Linked DNA regions of Homo sapiens: region 2 is linked to region 1. Evidence: chromatin loops called from intact Hi-C (ENCODE). Cell type or tissue: tibial artery. All regions are shown on one strand. Links, peaks and the distances in the headings refer to the core of each region. The heading gives the core; the rest is flanking DNA. Region 1 holds the start of LOC124902247 (a long non-coding RNA gene). Region 2 overlaps SVEP1 (sushi, von Willebrand factor type A, EGF and pentraxin domain containing 1).

Region 1 (5,390 bases), core at 105-5,104:
TCTTAAAGCTCCAAGAGAATCTCCTTTAACTCCATGTCTCACATCCATGGCACATTGATGCAAAGGGTGGGCTCCCATGGCCTTGGACAGCCCTGCCCCTATGGCCTTTCAGGGTAGCGTCCCCTTCCCCAGCTGCTTTCACTGCTGGCTTTTCCAGGCATGTGGTGTAAGCTGTCAGTGGATCTAGCATCCTGGGGTCTGGAGGATGGTGGCCCTCTTTTTATATCTCCACTAGGAAGTGCTCCAGTGGGGACTCTGTGTGAGTGTTTCAACCCCACATTTCCCCTTTGCACTGCCCTAGTGGAGGTTCTCCATGAGGGCTTTGCCTCTGCAGCAGAATTCTGGCTGGACATCTAGACATTTCCATATGTCCTCTGAAATGTAGGTAGAGGTTCCCAAACCTCAGTTCTTGACTTCTGTGCACCCATAGGCCCAACACCATGTGGAGGCCACCAAGGCTTAGGGCCTGCACCCTCTGAAGCAATGGCCTGAGCTGTACCTTGGCCCCTTTTAGCCATGGCTAGAGCTGGAGTAGCTGGGACACAGGGTACCAAGTCCCTAGACTGCACAGAGCAGGGGGAACCCTGGGCCCAGCTCATGAAACCATATTTCCGTCCTAGTCCTGTGGGTCTGTGATGGGAGGGGCTGCCATCAAGATCTCTGGTATGCCCTGGGAGACATCTTCACCAGTGTCTTGGCGATTAACATTTGCCTCCTAATTACTTATGCAAATTTCTGCAGCCAGCTTGAATTTCTCCCCAGAAAATTGGTTTTTCTTGTCTATCACATCATTAGGCTGCAAATTTTCCAAACTTCTATGTTCTGTTTCCTTTTTAAACATAAGTTCCAATTTCCGATTATCTCTTTCAGGTTTAAAGTTCCACAGATCTCTAGGGCAGGGACAAAATGCCTGCCAGTCACTTTGCTAAAGCATAGCAAGAGTGACCTTTGCTCCAGTTCCCAAGAAGTTTCTCATCTCCATCTGAGACCACCTCAGTCTGGACTTCACTGTCCACATCATTATCAGCACTTTGATCAAAACCATTCAACAAATCTCTAGGAAGTTCTAAACTTTCCCACATCTTCCTATCTTCTTCTGAGCCCTCCAAACTGTCCCAACCTCTGCCTGTTACCCAATTCCAAAGTAAAGTTGCTTCCACATTTTTGGGTATCTTTATAGCAGTACTCCCTCTACCAGTACAAATTTACTGTATTAGTCCATTTCACACTGCTACAAAGACATACCTGAGACTGGGTAACTTCAAAAGGAAAGAGGTTTAATTGACTCACAGTTCCACACGACTGGGGAGGCCTCAGGAACCTTACAATCATGGTGGAAGGGAAAGCAGGCATGTCTTACATGGTGGCAGGTGAGAGGGAGCATGGGTAGGAAGTGAAGAGCCCCTTCTAAAACCATCAGATCTCAAGAGAACTTCCTCACTATCACGAGAACATTACGGGGGAACCACCCCCATGACCTAATCACCTCCCACCAGGTCCCTCCCTCAACACCTGGGGATTACATTTTGAGATGAGATTTGGGTGTGGACACAAATGATTTCTGCCTTAATTTCATTATTTACCCAATAGTCATTCAGGAGCAAGTTGTTCAAGTTCCATGTAGTTGTATGGTTTTGAGTGAATTTCTTGGTCTTGAGTTCTAATTTGATTGCACTATGGTCTGAGAGATTGTTATGATTTCAATTCTTTTGTATTTGCTGAGGAATGTTTTACTTCCGATTATGTGATCAATTTTAGAGTAAGTGCCATGTGGCGATGAGAAGAATGTATATTCTGTTGTTTTGGGGCAGAGAGTTCTGTAGATGTCTACCAGGTTCACTTGATCCAGAGCTGAGTTCAGGTCCTGAATATCTTTGTTAATTTTCTGTCTTAGTGATCTGTCTAATACTGTCAAATGGCAGCCTGCTCCTTCCTCTGGAAACTCCATCTCAGATGGGTATCTGCCTGTTGTGGGCCTGGACATGCCTGTAGCAGGTGGTTGGAGACCTCTGTTGGGAGTTTTCACATAGGAGGAACAGGATCAAGGAACCATTTAAAGAATCACTCTAGCACTTTTGGGTAGAGCAGGTGTGCTGTGTGTTGGGGATCCCTTCAGTCCCAGATCGCTGTGGGCTCTTCAGGGCTGGCAGCCTGGATTGACTGAGAAACTCGAATAGCCAAGATGGCAGCCTGCCCTGCCCCCCAGGCACTCCATCCCAGGAGGAAGTTAGAGCTTTGTTAGCCTTAGAACATGAGCGGGGAGTGGGTTGATGTCCCAGCTGGGAGGACCTGCCCCATGAGCAGGAGTGGATCGGGGATCCCACTTAAAGAAGCAGTCTGGCCACGATCTGGCAAAGTAGCTGTGCTGCACTCCAGATACTGTTTCTCATCTGGACCATTTGGAGTCTCCAAAGCCACTGAGCTGGAATAGCTGAGTCGACCAAATCACAGAGATTGTGGCAGCCCCTCCCCACAGGAGCTCCATTCCAGGGAGAGATCAGAGCTCCGTCCATACAAAACTTGCTGGGGGTGCTGTAGCCCCAACAGGGAGGTCCTGCCCGTTGAAGAGAAGTGGACTGGGGTCCTGCTTAATGAAGCAGTCTGGCCATGATCTGGCAAAGCAGCCGTGCTGCACTGGAGGACCCTTCCTCTTCTGGACCATTTGAACTCTCCAAAGCCGGTGGGCTGGAAGGCTGAGTCTACCAAACCACAGAGATGGCAGCTGCCCCTCCCACTGGGAGCTCCATCTCAGGCGGGCTCCACGCTGTTGCCATTGGCTGGCTGGAATTCCAAGCCAGTAGGTCTTATCTTGTGAAGTGCTCTGGAAGTGAAGCCCACAGACCGACGCTGCTTGGCTCCCTGGATTCAGCCTCCTTCCTAGGGGTATGTACCGACCTCCTGCCTTGCTGAGGATCCTAGGGCCGAATATGTAAAGCTCCTGGGTCTCTGTGCATGCCTGAGCAGCTGCTCTGCCGAGATTCCGCATAGCTCTGTGTGTCAGACCCAAGGCCCTGGTGGTGTGTGCTCACAAGGGGATCTCCTGATGCAGGGGTTGCAAACATCCGTGAAAGAGGCCTGGTTTCTCAGGCATGGTTGCACAATCACTCACGGCTTCCCTTGGCTGGGGGTGGAGGGTTCCCTTGTCTCTGTGCCACTCCCGGGTGGGCCATCGCTCCACCCTGCTTTTCTTATTTCTTTGTGGGTCAAATTGATTGCCTAGTCAGTCCCAGTGCAAGATCCCAGATATTTCAGTTGAAGGTGCTGTATTTACTTACCCCTTATTCTGCTTTTTTAAATAGAGCTTTTACAGATAAAATTTTCCATTAACTAAATCTATGTGTAGTATCATTATTATTTTCTAAACAATCTATAATTGGAGTTTATTTTCCTCTTTTGCCCAGAAATTATTGAAGTAATGGTGTGTTTTATTTTTATGTTGTTTTTTTAACTTCAAGTGTTTATTTGTATGTTTTTTTTGACCTATTTTAAATTAATTCCTGACTTTATTTCACTGGAGTTAAAAACAGGCGTGTACATCCTCTGATCTTATTGAAATTTCTTGTGGCCTACTATATGACATGCAGTAAAACATACCATTAGATTTTGAGAAAAATAAACACTTTTGGTTGTAAGATATGTATAATTTATCTTATAAATCAACTTTATTACATACATTATCCAACTACTCTATATCCTTAGTCACTTTAATCTATTCCATCTGTTTGAGGCTGAAAGTCTGTTAAAATCTAGTACAGTTTTTGACCATTTATATTTGTATTTTTCCAGGGTTTGCTTTATATTTTTATGATGTTTTAAATTTTATGCATAAATGCTCATATTTACATATTACTGTGAATAAACATTCATTTATTAACAATGTAACTTCATAACTTTAATAGCATAAAACCAGTCTTTATTCATCTAATATATTTACCTTGAATTCTATCTATGTCTGGATGACACTGCAGCTCTTTTTTTTTTTTTCCAGGAATGAAGAGTTTAATGTAGGATGTAGACTTTATATGGTAGTTGGGAGAACTGTAGGAGTGAGAGTCAGGGACATCACCAGCAGAGATCAGGGAATCTGCCACCACAGATCTGTGTCTGAAACAGCTGGATGGCACTTCAGCTTTTATTATAATATTACTATTATTATTATTATTATTGTCATCACCATCATTACTATTTCCGATTTGCTTGGATATTTCTTTACTCTTTCTTTTTACCTTCTTTTTTAGTCTTTGTCTCTTTGAGATGCATTAGGATATTAACCCATTTTCACGAATTATTTTAACTAAAACATTTAGTTTCCTGTCACTTTATTCCAGGTTCTTTGTTTTTAATGCATGTTTGCCGCCTTCCTTTGTTCCCTTCCATTTTCTTTGCAGGGTAGATTGGACTCTACTCCTCAGTTCCATGGGAGGCATTGCTTCAACACCCCTTAATTTGGGGCTCAGCCTTGTGACTTGCTTTAACAAACAAGATGTTCACAGAATCGCACAAGCTTGGGCTTGAAATGTATTAGCACAGTGAGCTCTCTCTTGAACCTCTGTTCTTGCCATAAGAAAAAACATGCCTGTATTAGCCCATTGGTCCCAGGAGACAGCAGGGAGATAAGGAATGCAGAGCCAAGTCTCCGTAGCCCAGCCCATAATAGCCAGGTGCAGGAGGGCCCCCAGCTGAGATGAGTAGAGCCACTCCTCCAAGCTGAGCCACTCCACTAAGCCCAGCCAGTGTGTGCTTATGATCGCACATACTAACATTTGTGGGGTTTTGTTGTTGTTATCTCATTTGTGTATGCGTAGATGTATGTGTGTATTCATCTCTATGTGAATATAGATAACAGACAAATTGTATAACCATGAACTTGGATGTTGTGGCAAACACTGTTAGTTGAGTCCCCAGTAATCATACCCATCCCCTTTACCCTTGACAGGTTCTCACTACTACAGTGGCTGAAGAAAACAGAATCTTATTTTCTCAGAACCTCCACTTGCAGGACATGGTCATGTGATCCAATTTGACCAAAGAGACATAAGGGGAAGTCAGTTGGATGCTTCTTGGAAAGGTTTTTCATCCCTGAGAAAGACAGGGAGTTCAATGAGACCTTTTCCTCAATGGTTCTCTCCAGTCCCTTTAATACAAACACCCTAGTTTCTGCCTTTTGGGGGGCCATGTGAGAATATAATGCCCTGAGCTGTCACAGTCTGCTTGTGACCTGAGGTGAAAGGGCTCGGAATGAAAAGCTAGCATAGTTCAATTCCCACCTATGAGTGAGAACATGCGGTGTTTGGTTTTTTGTTCTCGCGATAGTTTGCTGAGCCAACTAAAAAAAAAAAGCTAGCATAACACTGGTAACTCACAGAGCCAACTCTAGGACATTTATTGTG
Region 2 (5,390 bases), core at 169-5,168, 150 kb before region 1:
ACTTGAGACTCAAAGCAATACTCCATAAAGGCTGCAGAATCACTGAATAGTTTAAAAAATAAAAACAGTGAAAAGAATCAGACTTAGCCTTTTACCTGAAGCTATTGGCACCGTCTTTACAGGTAGCTCCATTTTTGCATGGCTGACTGAGACACTCATCGACGTTCTTTCCACATCGGGTACCCAAAAATCCAGGTGGGCATTTGCACAAGAATCCCCCAACCTGGTCTTCACAGACTGCATTATTTAAGCATGGGTTTGACTGGCATTCATTGACTTCTGTTTCACAATGCAGGCCTGAGGATGGAGAAGGAAGAGAAACAGCCCAAATGATTAACTCCCTGGGAACACTGTAACTAAAGTGTTGACTCCCTGGAGGATGCTGCTTCTAGAGGATTGGAATGGAGGCTGTGGAGCCCATCAAACTGGTTTGAGATCCATTCTGTAATGGGCTCTGGCTTTTGTAAGTCATTTTTTTGTGGACTCTGAGTTTTTGATAATCTGTTTTTTTTTTTTTTTTTTTTGAGACAGAGTCTTGCTCTCTCTCCCAGTCTGGAGTACAGTGGCGCGATCTCGGCTCACTGCAACTTTCACCTCCTAGGTTCAAGCGATTCTCCTGCCTCAGCCTCCTGAGTAGCTGAGACTACAGGCACCCACCACCACACCTGGCTAATTTTTGTATTTTTTTTTTAGTAGAGACAGGGTTTCACCATGTTGGCCGAGGTGGTCTTGAAATCCTGAGCTCAAGTAATCCACCTGCCTCGGCCTCCCAAAATGCTGGGATTACAGGCGTGAACCACCATGCCCAGCCGATAATCTGCTTTTTTAAATCTTACTTTTTGTTGAAATTAAGTTTGGTAATAGACATCTAATTGAGATAATGTTAAGAAATAAAGCTAGTAAATTCCATTCAAAACTTGCCTGTTTCTTTGATCTTGCCTTTTTCCTTCACTGGACACTTTCTTGGATTTACTCTTTAGAAATTAAGCATACACTTTTAAACCATATTATTGTACATCTGTTTGCAATATGATATTACATGATTTGTCTCCAGTTCCTTCTTGAAAGTTTGCCTTTACACACACACACCACATACACAAATTATTTTTTGCTGAACCATTTGAGAGTAAATTGCAGACCTGCATGCCCTTTTACCCCAAACCCCTCAGTGTGTATTTCCTCAGAAAATGAGGACTTTCTCTTACATAATCACCATACAGTAATAAAATCCAAAAATTCACATTAATATATATGTTAAGAAATGTACTAATTTGTGGTGGTTTACAAGATTTTAAGACAACATAGGAAGACTGGAAACATCTTACCTACAAATCCTTTCACACATGTGCAACGATAGCCAGCCACACCATCAACACAGATTCCTTTATTTAAACAAGGACTGGAGCTACACTCATTTATATTTTCTTCACACCGCTGACCTGCAAAGAATCATTCATCTTTGAGCTGGAGAAAACTTGACAGAACTTTAAGACCAATAGTTTCCAAGCAAGTTGTTCAGGCATTGGAATAGGGAAATTGGAAATCATGGCTAACATGTTTGTGACAAACATGTTGAAATAAAATGTTTCTTCTATTCTGTGAACTGCAAAATTTTTCTAGCAAGAAACCTAACATATTCAGCATGCAATGGAAAATGATAACCACGAATATCTGACCATATTTTTTTTAGTGAAAAAGATGTGTGATTTTGTTTTAAATTTTTTCTCCTTATTTGTTTGCTAGTTGTTCTCTTTTTGAGTTTATTCCCTTTAGAGTTAAGTGGTAACAGTTACAGCATTACAGTTACAAAGTTGGCAAAAATTATGGGAGAAATATATTGAATGAAGAAAATAACTCATTTTCTTCTGCAAATTAGGGAAACACAGCCAAATTTCTGTGCAGCTGTCCCATGTTTTGTGTGAACATAATTTGGGAACAACTAATGTTATTCATAGCCTTTATTTTACACATCTAGAAACAGATCCAAAGAGGTCTGTGACATTGCCAAGGACAGGCACAGAAATGAGCCTAGAACCATAAATCTTCATGTTCAAGAAAAGACGTACAAAGACTCGTTGGGTTGAAGAGTTCAAGGATGCTTAAATTTATAACTCATGGCATTATGTAACACATATCTAATAATTTATGTACCTTGACATTAAAATATGCTAAAAGGAAATTTCATAATAAAGGTTGTTTTTTGAGAACAGTAAATCTAACATAAAATCTACACTTTCATACAGACCATTATGAACACTTGTTTTTTCACAGTAAACCCACAAAATAAATTTAATGTCTAATAAATAACATACATAATACATTTCACATCTAGTAAATGTATATTTATTTTATTTAGAAACTTGGTTCTACTTTTCTCATAGTATGTGTCTGCCATTCTTGTCACAAGTTTTTACTATGATTCAACACCAGGTGTCGCTAATATGAGATTTGGAATTTTAAATAAAGAATTGTAGGATACAGGTGCATAATTTTAATACTGTCTAAGGAAATGCAACCATAGGCAGACGGTGGAGAGGAAAGAGCATGAGAAAGAAAATGGAAACCAGGCAAGCAATCTGGATGTGGTTCCAGCTGTTGAATACACACCCTTGGTTAGGGGTGATGAGTCTGCTGGTCTGCAGTTGGTCTCACAGCATGTGGACCTCTTAGAATATAAGCTGAGAGAAATTTGTTTCAAGATATGTGTGATGTGGCCCCTAAATGCAAGCCACACGCTTTGGTGTTCATAAGATAAAAATGATTTCTTCTGTTGTTGAGGTAAAATAGGCATATTTCTAAACAGCATGCCTGTCCACTATAATTGATAGAGTATGCTATCACTTTATCAAGTGCAATATCAAGTCCACTCTACTTGATGGCTTATTTGAAGGATTTTCAAGGCAACTTTGACTATTTAAAATGTCTCCCTATATATAAACTTTCAAATTACACTTCCAGATGAAATGCAATTTTACTGTATAAACTCAATATATCTTTTCATAAGCCTGGGACTACCAGTGTTGCATGGATGTGAAATAGAGAAAATATATGAGTTGTTCCAAATGATTACTACTGTAAGTTATGTTAAACATTTTTATGTCTTTATGGAAGTTGTTTTTAGATACACAATAAAATTATTAGAATCTGGTTCCTTTGAAATGTTATCAGGATTTTACTAAACTTTTTAAAATATAGAAAATTATATACCCACACATATTAAAATATATATTCAGATATCTTTTTAGTATAATAATGATGAGTTAGGTACAATGCTGGATGATTTAGATGATCTCAGTACTCTCCATAATAATATTATGGGGTCATTACTATTTATAAAGTAGTAAATCCTAGTCTATTTTATTAGAATATATCATCAATATTATAATAATTATAATGTGGGTTAACAAGGGAATTGAGAATAAGATCACTGTTTCTGAACTATTTTTGTGAGAAGGTGCTGGAAGCTGCGACTCTTAAGATATACACTTAGAGAAATCTCCAAACTGCTTTCCAGAGTGGCTGAACTAATTTACATTCCTAAAAAAGTATATAAGTGATCCATGTTTTTCTATAACTTGCCAGCATGTGTTATTTTTTGACTCTTTAATAATAGCCATTCTGGCCAGGGGCGGGGTGGCTCAGGCCTGTAATCCCAGCACTTTGGGAGGCTGGAGTGGGTGGATCACTTGAGGTCAGGAGTTCAAGACCAGCCTGACCAATATGGTGAAACCCCATCTCTACTAAAAATACAAAAAATTAGCCGGGCATGGTGGCATGCGCCTGTAGTCTCAGCTACTTGGGAGGCTAAGACAGGAGAATTGTTTGAACTTGGGAGGCAGAGGTTGTAGTGAGCCGAGATCATGCCACTGCACTCCAGCCTGGGCGACACAGCGAGACTCCATCTCAAAAAATACAAAAATTAAAAAAAAAAAAAAGCCATTCTGACTGGTGTGAGATGGTATCTCACTGTCGTTTTGATTGGCCTTTTCTGATGATTAGCGATGATGAGCTTTTTTTCATGTTTGTTGGTTGCTTATGTGTCTTCTTAGAGAAGTGTCTGTTCATGTCCTTTGCCCACTATTTAATGAGGTTATTTGTATTTTGCTTGTTGATTTGTTTAAGCTCCTTATAGATTCTGAATACTAGGCCTTTGTCAGATGCATAGTTTTCAAATATTTTCTCCCATTCTGTAGGTTTTCTGTTTACTCCATTGATGCTTTCTTTTGCAGTGCAGAAGCTCTTCGATTTAATTAGATCCCACTTGTTAATTTTTGTTTTTGTTGCAATTGCTTTTGGGGACTCAGCCATACATCCTTTGCCAAGGCCAATGTCAAGAAGGGTATTCCCTAGGTTTTCTTCTAGGATTTTTATAGTTTGAAGTTTTACATTTAAATCTTTAATCCAAGTTAATTTTTGTATATGGTGAAAGGCTGGGGTTCAGTTTCATTCTTCTGCGTATGGTTGGCCAGTAATCCCAGCAATCCCATTACTGGGTATACATCCAAAGGAAAATAAATTGTTCTACCAAAAAGACACATGCACTTGTAAGTTCATCCCAGTGCTATTTACAATAGCAAAGACATGGAATACACCTAGGTGCCCATCAATGGTGGATTAGATAAAGAAAATGTGGTACTTATACATCATCGAATATTATGTAGTCATAAAAACTCCACAAAATCATGTCGTTTGCAGCAACATGGATGCAGCTGCAGGCCATTATTCTAAGTGAATTAAAGCAGGAACAGAAAGCCAAATACTGCATGTTCTCACTTAAAATGGGAGCTAAACATTGAGTACACATGGAATAAAAATAGGAACAATAGATGCTGGATACTATTAGAGGGGAGAAGAAAGGTGGTGTGGGCTGCAAAACTACATATTAGGTACTATTCTCACTACCTGGGTGATGGAATTATCTGTACTCCAAACCTCAGCATCATGCAATATATCCATGTAACAAACCTGCACTTGTACTCTCTGAATTTAAAATAAAAGTTGAAATTATTTAAGTCATAAATAAAGACAAAGATTTTGAATGCTAAAAAATAAGATAACACTTAAATATGTATTTATTTAAGTTAAAAGGAGAGGCATAGTGGTCCATAACAATTTCAAGGATACATGCGCCTGAAGTCCACAGTTAGTAATAATTATACACACACATATTCACACACACACATGAACATCCACAGAAATTGGCATATACACTTCATAAATTCAGTAAAATACTAGTAAAAAGCTTGGGGATGACCTTGTATTTGTAGTAGGCTTTACATATTTTCTGTCATTTCCTCACCTCCATTTTTACTAATGAAGAAACAGGTTCAGTGAAGTTAAATGTCTTGTCCAAGGTCACACATCTAGCTGGCAAAGATGGGAACACGCCT

Evidence for each region. Hi-C counts contacts between places; a loop is a spot of excess contacts. Peaks named below come from ENCODE experiments on the same cell type or tissue, not always from the same donor. Only the 100,000 strongest peaks of a DNase experiment are listed, where the experiment ranks them.
Region 2: it touches region 1 in a loop (2.3-fold over the local background); 18 of 110 quality-filtered maps call a loop at or near these places.

What each region holds. Positions count from the first base shown.
Region 1 is chr9:110,596,646-110,602,035 of GRCh38, forward strand. It overlaps LOC124902247 (a long non-coding RNA gene), which reads left to right and starts at 2,819. Exons shown (of 3, transcript XR_007061730.1): 1 at 2,819-2,883. In tibial artery, for the core only: no CTCF peak of the experiment used is centred there; a DNase peak (open chromatin) is centred at 2,799.
Region 2 is chr9:110,449,964-110,455,353 of GRCh38, forward strand. It overlaps SVEP1 (sushi, von Willebrand factor type A, EGF and pentraxin domain containing 1), which reads right to left. Exons shown (of 48, transcript NM_153366.4): 23 at 1,326-1,439; 24 at 96-297. Among named protein-coding and RNA genes, the nearest start is that of TXNDC8, 110 kb to the left of the region's middle. In tibial artery, for the core only: a CTCF peak has its summit at 2,446 (motif pointing right); no DNase peak of the experiment used is centred there.